Linked DNA regions of Homo sapiens: region 1 is linked to region 2. Evidence: read pairs that join two places in POLR2A ChIA-PET (ENCODE). Cell type or tissue: HepG2. All regions are shown on one strand. Links, peaks and the distances in the headings refer to the core of each region. The heading gives the core; the rest is flanking DNA.

The links. Peaks named below come from ENCODE experiments on the same cell type or tissue, not always from the same donor. Only the 100,000 strongest peaks of a DNase experiment are listed, where the experiment ranks them.
Region 1: POLR2A ChIA-PET joins it to region 2 with 8 read pairs; 2 of 35 experiments call an interaction of 5 or more read pairs at or near these places.

What each region holds. Positions count from the first base shown.
Region 1 is chr6:52,323,441-52,328,929 of GRCh38, forward strand. No RefSeq gene overlaps it. Among named protein-coding and RNA genes, the nearest start is that of PAQR8, 36 kb to the right of the region's middle. RefSeq lists enhancers at 2,301-2,906, 2,907-3,513. In HepG2, for the core only: no CTCF peak of the experiment used is centred there; DNase peaks (open chromatin) are centred at 2,611, 3,231, 4,421 and 4,991; H3K4me3 peaks cover 1,827 bases.
Region 2 is chr6:52,541,266-52,546,500 of GRCh38, forward strand. The region is part of intron 1 of TRAM2 (translocation associated membrane protein 2); the gene reads right to left. Among named protein-coding and RNA genes, the nearest start is that of TRAM2, 33 kb to the right of the region's middle. RefSeq lists enhancers at 4,804-4,983, 5,034-5,083. In HepG2, for the core only: no CTCF peak of the experiment used is centred there; DNase peaks (open chromatin) are centred at 2,616, 2,926, 3,256, 3,626 and 2 weaker places; H3K4me3 peaks cover 2,352 bases.

The sequences.
Region 1 (5,489 bases), core at 195-5,194, 220 kb before region 2:
TGTAATCCCAGCACTTTGGGAGGCTGAGGCAGGTGGATCACTTGAGGTCAGGAGTTTGAGACCAGCCTGGCCAACATGGCAAAACCCCGTCTCTACTGAAAATACAAAAAATAGCTGGGCGTGATGGCGGGCACATACAATCCCAGCTACTTGGGAGGCTGAGACAAGAGAATCACTTGAACTCCGTGGGCGGAGGGTGCAGTGAGCAGAGATCATGCCACTTCACTCCAGCCTGGGTGAAAACGTGAAACTCCATCTCAAAAAAAAAAAAAAAAAAAGGATATACATTATAAAGTATCACCTTCAAGCTGGCCTCTCATTTGCACCTCTACAAGCCATTCTGCTGCTCTATGTGGTGCAGTGTTGTTAGCGATGGAAAAGATCTGAGTTACCACGAATTACTGGCAGTGAATCCATAGGGTCCACAGCAACTTAAGTCTGTGCCTCTTCAGAAGAAAGAATTTGACTGAGGGGCATAAAGCAGAAAAAAATACCCAGGCAAGTTTCAGAGCAGGAGTGGAAGTTTATTTAAAAGTCTTTGGAACAGGAGAGAATGGAAAATTCTCTTGAAAGAGACTCAGCCGGACACCTGAATGTCCAAGAAAGAAAAGGGTGCAAAAGAAGACAGAAAAAAGGGGGTCTTTAACCTTGATCCCAGGACTTACAGGCTCACCTCTTTCCCATAACTCTTCCCTTAGGGTGGGCTTTCCTCATATGTGGTACTTTCCTTACCCTTTGGAATTGAGCAGGCACTGTGTGTATAGGGAGTTATATGCATGCCCATCTGAGGCTTTCTTCCCTTTTCCAGTGGAGTGTACCTGGAAGATCATACGTCCACATTTTTGTCTCTTAACACGCATGCCCAGGAAGTTGCTTATCCCTAGGGCCTGCATTCAATTAACATTTTGATGTTAAGAGGTGTGGACCGTCAGGAATTGGCCTCTCCCTGGTGCTTCCAAATTATCATTTTTAGAGAGGCAATGCGATAATTGCTGAGCCATCACTCAACATTTCTAGTGGGTGCGGGGAGAGCACTCTCCTGCCCCGCTCATGCCTATCTACCTGTAACAGTATGGATAGAGCCATTGAGTCCTATGACCATGTACTCACTGTCACATCTTATGGGTTGTAAAGTGTGTCCTTTATTCCAGTTTGATCTTTTGTAGGATCTCCTCCCAGTGGATCAAACACTCTGTAAACCTCGGACAGTGGTGCTGTCTGGGGCCTTGTAAACAGGAAAGACGGAGGCAAAGCTAAAATATTTGTTGATTCCAGTCAAGATGAATTGTCCCTCTTATCAGAGCTTTCTTTATTGCTTTGGTAAATGAAATGTCCTCTGGACCCTACCATGGAAAATTGTCCTCTGGTGGGTTTTCCATCCTTACATAACAAATCCACTCAAACATACCCCTTTCTATGAGATATTTGATTCCTTTTTCCACTGTTTGCAACAGAAGTTCTGATATTTACTTCTCATTTAATGTGGGCATCACTTTCTCCAAATGTGTAAAGAGCCATCCCAGCAGTGTACTGGGGTCCATGCCAGGATATTAAATCCTATATCCCAGAAAAATGGTCCCATATCAATCAACTCTCCCTCAGCCTCTTCCTCTTGATCCTATAACCTCAGAATCTAAACCCATACATCATCTTATTACCAGTGGAGGGTCTTGACTACTAGTTGTCCAGGTCCTTGGTGTGTTTTTTGTTTGTTTTTTTTGAGACATTCTTGCTCTATCGCCCAGGCTGGAGTGCAATGGCACAATCTTGGCTCACTGCAACCTCCACCTTCCGAGTTCAAGCGATTCTCCTGCCTCAGCCTTCTGAGTAGCTGGGATTACAGGTGCCCGCCACCACCCCCAGCTAATGTTTGTAATTTTAGTAGAGACGGGGTTTCACCATTTTGGTCAAGCTGGTCTCGAACTCCTGACCTCAGGTGATCCTCCCGTCTTGACCCCCCCAAAGTGCTGGGATTACAGGTGTGAGCCACTGTGCCTGGCCCCTGACAGCTGGAATTTATTAAAGCAAGAAAACACTCCGCAGGGTGGGAGTGGTCTCAAGCAAGCAGCTCAAGGGCCCAGTTACAAAGTTTTCTGGGCTTTAAGTACCCCGTTTGAAGTTCTTATCGGATACCCCTTACCTGGATGAAGGATTGGGTCTGTGGCTAATTAAAGGCTGAGGTGGGCCGGGCGCAGTGGCTCACGCCTGTAATCCCAGCACTTTGGGAGGCTGAGGCGGACGGAACACGAGGTGAGGAGTTCGAGACCAGCCTGGCTGACATGGTAAAACCCTGTCTCTACTAAAAATACAAAAATTAGCCGGGCATGGTGGTGTGCTCCTGTAGTCTCAGCTATTCAGGAGGCTGAGGCAGAAGAATCGCTTGAACCCGGGAGGCGGAGGTTGCAGTGAGCCGAGATCGCACCCCTGTACTCCAGCCTGGGAGACAGAGTGAGACTCCGCCTCAAAAAACAAAACAAAACAAAAAGAAAGAAAGGCTGAGGTGAATTGGGGCCCTATGAAGATAAAAGGGACGGCCCGTGCTCGGCCTGCAGCTAATCCAAGGCACTGTCCCTTTCCATCTGGTATGTGGTGGAAGGGGGAGGGTTGCAGGGAGAGTAGCCTTTGATCCTTTGTTACTCGGAGTAGGGAGATGTAGTTTTTCCCGTTTGGTTTAGCCTTAGGAAGTTTGTGTTAATTGGCTTCAGGTTGCCTGCCTTCAGTCCCACTTGTTTTCCTTTTGATCCAGCTTTGGGAAGTCAGCATGAATTGGCCTTAGATTTCCTGCTCCCAGAACTTGGTGTTTTCTCTTTTAGGAAGTCAGCACAAATTGGCCTTAAGTTCGCTGTCTCTAGGCCCTATTCTCCTGCCTCAATCTCTTTCAGCTCTGCTGGTGCAGACTGACCAGGTCCTGCAGCTCCTGTAGTCCTTTTCCTCCTTTAGCTGCTGAGAATTTAATCTTTTTTCTTTGGAACCTTGTACTTTTGTGCTTCAGTGCCTAGCCTGATCTTCAACCTTGTCTGTTCTCCAGCTATAGATGAGAGTCTCCTTGTACTGACAAGAAAGCCCTCTGACTTTTATGTTTAGCTGATTTAATTGCTGGGTTAATCACCCTCAGCCTTTCCTTGTCTTTCTCCAGAACATCTTTTGCCCTCAGCAACAGTCATCTGATCCTACTGTCCTTATAATTGCTAATTTCCTCATGCTTCTCAAATACTGGTTCCATTGCCCCAGCCAGTGCATTCCCTTCCAAAGGTATGCCCTTCCAGAAAGTGTTAGCAATCATTCTGCTACTGTGTGCAAGGCTTTATCCATGCTCTACCAACCACCCGTGATGGGTCTGTCAACCAGAAAGTATCTGAGGCAGGGCTCCATCAATTTAGAAGTTTATTTTGCCAAGGTTAAGGACATGCCCAGAAGAAAGAAACACAGAATCACAGAAGTAATCTGTGGTCTGTGACTTTCTCTAAAGATGAATTTGAGGTCTTCAATATCCAAAGAGGGAAAGTGGGCTGGAGGGGAAAGAAGGAGGGTATGGTAGTCTACATGTTGCAAGGGAAAAGGAGTAGGTAGGGGGATAGTCAATGATGTATTCATATTGTGCTCAGTAAATCGGCACTTTATATAAGGTGAACATAGAATGGAGGTATTTAGCCTTTTATTTAAATATCTCCTGTGGAGATATTTAGCCTTGTATTTGTAGTTATTTGCTTAGGAACAAAAGGAAAGGCAGTTTCTTCCATAACTCAGCTTTCAGCTTAATGTTTTTTTCTTTTGGCATAGTGAATTGGGTCCCCAGATTTTCTTTTCCTTCTTTCCAGCCAGTTGGTGGGTGACCAGCTTCAGCGCCTGCTTTCTTGCACCACATGGGTCTCTGGAACTGGGATGACCCTGAAGAGTTGTCCCCATGTTGGGGACATTGACCAGTCATTGAATGGAGCCTGCCCTGGGAGGGGGAACGAACCTTGGATAAAGTTGCTATCTTCATAGGAGGATAACTACAAGAAAAAGGGCTTAGTGGCCGGGTGCAGTGGCTCACGCCTGTAATCCCAGCATTTTGGGAGGCTGAAGCAGGCGGATCATGAGGTCAGGAGCTCGAGACCAGCCTGGCCAACATAGTGAAGCCCCATTTCTACTAAAAAAAAAAAAAAAATACAAAAATTAGCCGGGCTGTAGCAGGACAAGCCACAGACAAAAGCCTTCAGACACCAAGTTAAAGAAGGAAGGGCTTTATTTGGCTGGGAGCTTCAGCAAGACTCACGTCTCCAACAACCAAGCTCCCCAAGTGAGCAATTCCTGTCCCTTTTAAGGGCTCACAACTCTAAGGGGATCCACGTGAGAGGGTCGTGATCGATTGAGCAAGCAGGGGGTACGTGAATGGGGGCTGCATGTTCTGGTAATTAGAACGGAACAGAACAGGACAAGGACTTTCAGTGCTTTTCTATACAATGTCTGTAATCTATAGATAACATAACCGATTAGGTCAGGGGTTGATCTTTAACTACAGGCCCAGGGTGTGGCGCCGGGCTGTCTGCCTGTGGATTTCATTTCTGCCTTTTAGTTTTTACTTCTTTCTTGGAGGCAGAAATTGGGCTTAAGACAATATGAGGGGTGGTCTCCTCCCTTAGGCATGGTGGCACACGCCTATAATCTCAGCTACTTAGGAGGCTGAGGCAGGAGAATCACTTGAACCCAGGAGGCAGAGGATGCAGTGAGCTGAGATCACATCACTGCACTCCAGCCTGGGCAAAAGAGCAAGACTCTGTCAAAAAAAAACAAAAACAAAAAACCCACCAATTGTTCAGGAAAAAATGGTAACACCTTTTGTGTTCCTTTGTTCGGAGACTTAGTAGCTTGTTCTGGGGAAGTTTCCCCACTTGATGACCCAGACCTCCCACCAAACAAATAAAAATCTGGGAGTGGCTTGGTTAATGAAACTACTGATAAGGGGTCAATTGGCCTCTTACCTTCCTTGTAAGCTACCCAACCCAGACCAAAAATAGGCTAGTGTGGGTGTGGACTCCAGGCTGTCCCACAGCAGAACAGGCAGGGAAGCTTGTGTAACCCCAACAAATAAATCAAGTACTGTGTGCTTCTGCTTTGAGGCCTGTTGCCATGTGGAACCCACGCTAATCAGACACACGAATCTACCTCCCAAGACCTTGAAAGATAATTTATGTCTTTAGGAAGCCTGGTGAAAAGGAAGTTTTATCACATTTAATAAAAAAAATTATACTTTAAAAAATCCTACTTGGACAGCTCATTTCTGAGTTCCCTCCATCCAAGCTGCTGCTCTCTACATCTGTCTTATCTACTGCTGGCAAACCCTAAAAGCCCCTTTCATCTACCTTCTGAATGTATTCTTTTCCTTTACAAGTATATACGCAGAAAATTTTTGTAAGTTAAATTTGTCTTTCTCTGCACTTTTCAATTCTCCCTCCCTCATAGTAAACATCACACAAAGGGCAAACACAGACTCCTTAATAGAGTGG
Region 2 (5,235 bases), core at 236-5,235:
TTGGTGCCATGCATGAGTCCAAGGGCTTCACATAAATCTATCTCATGTCATCCCCACAATGACCCTACAAGATAGGTACTAATCATGTCCCCATTTCACAGATAAGCACGGGAAGGATAAAGCCAAAGGAGCAGCTCAGAACGAATGTCCTTAAAGGTCCTTCTCACCCTCAGCTCGAAAAGGTAAACTTTACCTGATTCTACTTACTTTCCAATGCCCAAAACGCAACCTTACACTGACAAACTTTCTAAGAGGTCTTTCCAGAAGTTTAAAATATATTGTTGCTTCTTCACTTTGTGAAGATAAGGTCTGGGTATCACCTATGTCTGACAGAGCAAGAAAATAAGGCCTCTCGGGTTAATCCACCACCTGCCAGCCACAGGCACTGGGTACACCTAGGCTTCCAGATGCCCAGATAGGTTCTCCTTTCACTGCAAGTTGTTAGCTGGTCACCAAAGATAAAAGAGAAGAACTGTGATGAAAGCAGTTTCATGGCTTCTCTTTTAAAGTATTAAATCCTTTGGTTCAGTTTATTCTGTTTTTTTTTTTTTTGGCAGACACATCCATGCATTGGCACTTGGAAGGGGCTGTGTGGGCAGACCAGCCCCCGGGGGCAGACAGGGTACAGAAGGCCTTATTTTACAGGAGCAGCTCTGCTCTTAATGACTTCTGTCCCACGGACACCACACCTCCCACCTAAAGGACAAAACACAGAGACACATATGTCCCACGACTGACAGTGAGGACCCTCATTTTTTCTTCCTGAGAAACACAGGGTAAAGCCAAGTGACAGGTCCTGCTGAGGCTGGGAAATTAGGTACCTAAAACTTCCCTTCTTCTCCCAGCTCGGCCTGTTTTTGGAAGCCAAAGGGTCTTCACTAAGGCTTTCCCCAGATTGATTTTGCATCTTTCTGCGGAGGAAGTGAATAGGAAAATTTCAGGCAGACAAGAAAACCTTGGAAAGTTACGCCCAATTGGTGGGGAAGAGATTTTTGGGTTTTTTTTTTTTTTAAAAAAAATAGTCTTTTAGCCTTTTTTCCTGGAGTGTTTATGTCCCAAGCCCACTGATCACCTGCATGCGCCAGGTATGTGGTCGGGGTGTGATGGACGTGGGTTTGCAGCCCCTCCACTGCTCGATAAAAGGCAGATACAGCTGAAACAAAGATGCTTTTCACTTGTGCTTTCTGAAAATCTCCGTTTTGAAGGGCCAGAGGCTGTCTGTGAGGGCTGAGCGCCTGAATCACAGGGGGCAGAGTTATGACAGTACCTTTCTGTGTGGCTTTTAGCAACGCCTAGAGATTCTGGTTTTTCACCTGAAAAACTGCCTTGATACAAAAATCAGGCAAAGCTAAACAAACACGCACACAACAGATTCTCTACAAGCCTGTGATCACGATGTTGAATAGACTCACTATTAACAGTTTTGATAGCAGTTTTAGATTAAAAGTGACATTGTGTATTTATGAAAAAAACTCGAAATTTGAATAGCCACAATAAAATTATATTACTTGGTTTGTTACAGTCATTGATTTAAAAGTCTAAACTTTATATTGGGATACAGAGGAATGTAGAAAGAGTCACAATAAAGGGTTTAAAAAATCTTTGAAGTTGGGCTTTTTAAAAAAGAGAATAAAGCTTGAACTTGCCATAATATACATCCCCAATTTGGGAAATTAATCGGGTACTGAAAAACAGAGGGTGGCCTAGGGAAAGCCCTTCCCCACTGCCTTTATATCCACAAGTTAATTATAACTTTAAGAAGACTGTGTATTTATGCAATTTATGCTGGTATAGCTTGAACTTGGCCTTCTACGTGCTTTATAGATAGCCTTATATAAAACATACGAATTTGCTGAAGTAAATGTATTACTTCTTTGAGAGCCTTAATATATATATTCTCATCCTCCCCTAAAAAAAAGCACTGACTAGGTATTTCTAATACTTACCACTTGATTATATACTTCACTCTCACTCACACCCACCTGCCCCCACCAAGTAGCTTTTCCCCTTATCTGGATAGCATAGCATACTCATAAACCATTCCTTATGGAAGCTAAAAACTACATAAAAAATTTTAAATGCTCAGGCAAAATAATTTTCCAGAATAGTGACATTCTTAATATTTATTTCTCCTGCATCATGGGGCAGAGTTCATATTACTGGTTGTGTTTGGATATGAGTAAAACACACATTGGTCAGAACAAAATGTTTTTACTTTTGGCCAAAAGCCACCTGTTCTGATGCAGTATCATTGATACATTAAAAATAATAACATAAAAAAGAAAGGATTATGGAGTGAAAAATTTTAGGTTGTGAGTTATTTTTGGAGAGTTCAGATTAGGTAATATTTTAGACTTGACTACAGAAAAGAAACCCCTCACCGGTGTAGCACAGTGTCATTTCAGCTGTAGTTTTTAAAGATGTTTTCGCTCCGTAAGACAGAAAGCAAAAAGAGAGGAGGGTCATTCTAATCAGTATAGATGTGTCTGCGACATCCTGTCTGTCACTAATCTTCAGCAAGCAACAAGAGTGGGTGCCAGGGAGAATCATCCCCAAGGAACTTCTGGCATTTCCTGGTATTCAGGGAAATAAAAGGATTATTCAAGGTCTCCACATACTCAGGGTAGCTGGACCAGGCAGGACCCAGGTATATTTGCCTTCATTTGCTTGTTTGCTCTTAGAGAAAGCCAGAGTTGGCAGACAGTGACCTGCTGCAACCATTTCAAATTATTCTCCACCACCTTGAAAGTTTCAAACATCAGCATGTTGACCCCCACATTTTGACTGAAGAGCTAGGCACGTGGATTAGAGCCTGCTAAGAAAATGAACCATGAGTTCACACAGCGATGGAGCAGGGTGAAGCCATCTCCGGGGGCCATAAACCAGGCCCGTCAGCAGGGCTGCAGGCCAATTCTCACAGGAAGCCTTCAAATTCCTCTGGGTATTTGTGTAGGGGCACATAAAGACAGGCCTTGACCCTGGATGTCAACCTCCGCCTATCATTAAACTAAGCAAACTGAGGCCGGAAAGTGAAAATATGAGTTTTTTAAATGTTAGATGTGTGATCTCTGTGTCCTAGTTTCCATACTACCCCTACTCCATGGAGGAGTGTGTCAGTAAAAGAGCTTAAATGAGGGGTCCCAAGGAGTTGGCCATGGTACCATTCCAGTAGCTTTAGAAGTCAAGGTCAGGCTGGGGACCTCTGCTATGTGTGTCTCACTTCTGAATCACCTTGGTTTCCTGTCACTCTCTGTTACAGCAGTGCATCCTCCTCCTGTGGGAAATGCATCCTAACACACTCGGCACTGGCGTTTGAGTCCATCTTGCTCGAGTCTACAAAGACCGGCCAATGACCACCTACGTGAGGGAACCCGATAAGCAGAACTTCATGATGATGATTTGATTCCAGCGTCTTAAACCAAGGCCAAGAACATTAATGAAAAACATCCAGCACTCAAATGTCTCTGTTTGTCAGCAAATAATATTCACAAGGGGATATTCAGAATCATCTTCAAAGTGGAGAAGGAAAATAACAACATAAAAGGCAAGAGTTCCCAGGAAAATGTGCTACAGATGAACAGGAGATACAAATATAACACCAAAGGCAGGGCCTCAGGTAAACACTCCCCACACTTTGCCACAAACCAGTCTCCGCATACCCCTAAGCCAAATAAACAAAGCCTGGGCAAATGTCAATATTTAAATACCATATCCCAAGGTTTCTCTCTCACATACACAGTTATATACGTATAAAATCTCATTAGACTAACTTGAAAGTGGGTTTTAACTAAAATATAAAAAGACTTGGGGATTTTTTCTCAGTCCTGCTAGGCTAGTCTCCATTCCAAGCTCTAGCATCCCAGGAATCTGATGGTGACTTCATGCAGGGCAAAGGTGGCCCAGGAAGAAAACCAAAAATTAGACGGAGAGGCTGGACCCCCATCTGAACTCACAGCTGGGTCTCAGAGGTTGACAGGAGGCATCAGACACCCTCGGCCATGGCTCAATGTGCAAAACCCCACTTGGGGCTGAATGCAGGCCTTGGAGCAAGGTCCAGGAGGCCAGGTGTCCCCCACCCGAGGCCCATTAAGTAAGTCTCTTTCAGGGGGCTACAAGAAGGGACAGGAACTGCCTGGGACACGAATGACCTTAAGCTTTTGCCAAGAAGCACAGATAATCTCTCTGTAAGAAAATCACAGGGTAAGAGCATAAGAAGGGGCGGACACACACAAAGAGAAGGAAAGAGGAAAGCAGCTCTCCTGCCAAGGCCTTGCAGGAGTAGGGGAGGAATTGGGAGCATGGTTCTCTTCCTTCATTCTCCTAGTCACTGCTATGAACCCCACCCCCACCTATTGCACACATACCCAAGGCCACACAAGGAACCAAGGCCATGGCCTTGCCAAGGGCAGCTGGAAGAACCAACCCCAAGTGCTGTTTCTGCCATCTCCCTCTGACCAAGCTCCGGAAAAGACAACAGATCCATCTTAAAATTCCACAGGCCCTGTTCCATAGTCCTCCATGGCTCCCTATTGCTCAGGAGAGAATCAGGACCTATGCTGACATTCCAACTCCAAGGTGGCCCTACCTTGCTTTTCATGTTTTGCCCCCACTCCCACACTCAGGAATTTTGCTCCAACCCCACACCCAGCACCACCATCCCAGGTAGGAATGGTACCACCGCTCAAATGTGCAGCCCAGACAGATAAATCAGTATGCAAAAAAGTCATTTACAACACAACAGAATCATCATTCTCACAGGGCAAGTACAGGCGGTTCAGGATGGAGAGGCTCCTGACTGTGAGAACTGAGGCTGCCCCACCCCAGGGAAAACTTCACCAGCAACGTTCTACCTGATCTGCACTCTGAAGGGCTGAAGAGGCAAACAGGAGGCAGGAAGGGTGCTACAGGCTGAGGGAACTGCATGCACTAAAGCAGAGAGAAGGGAGAAATGTGACTCCCTGGGAAAATGAGGGGCCTGTGTATGGATGGTAGTGAGGCTGGAAGGTTGGCAGAAGGCAGGTCCTATGAAGGACCCTTTACAGCAGCAGATATAAAAATAGAACTTCATCCTACACATGAGAGGTAGCCACTGATGGTTTTCAAGCAGGGGACAACCCAAGGTGATTTCCATTGCACAAATCTCATTCTTCTCACAGTGTAGAGAAAGGGCTGGAGACGGGAGGTGAGCTAGGCAGCACAGAGACTTAGGTTACTGCAAGAAGAGATCATCCAGGC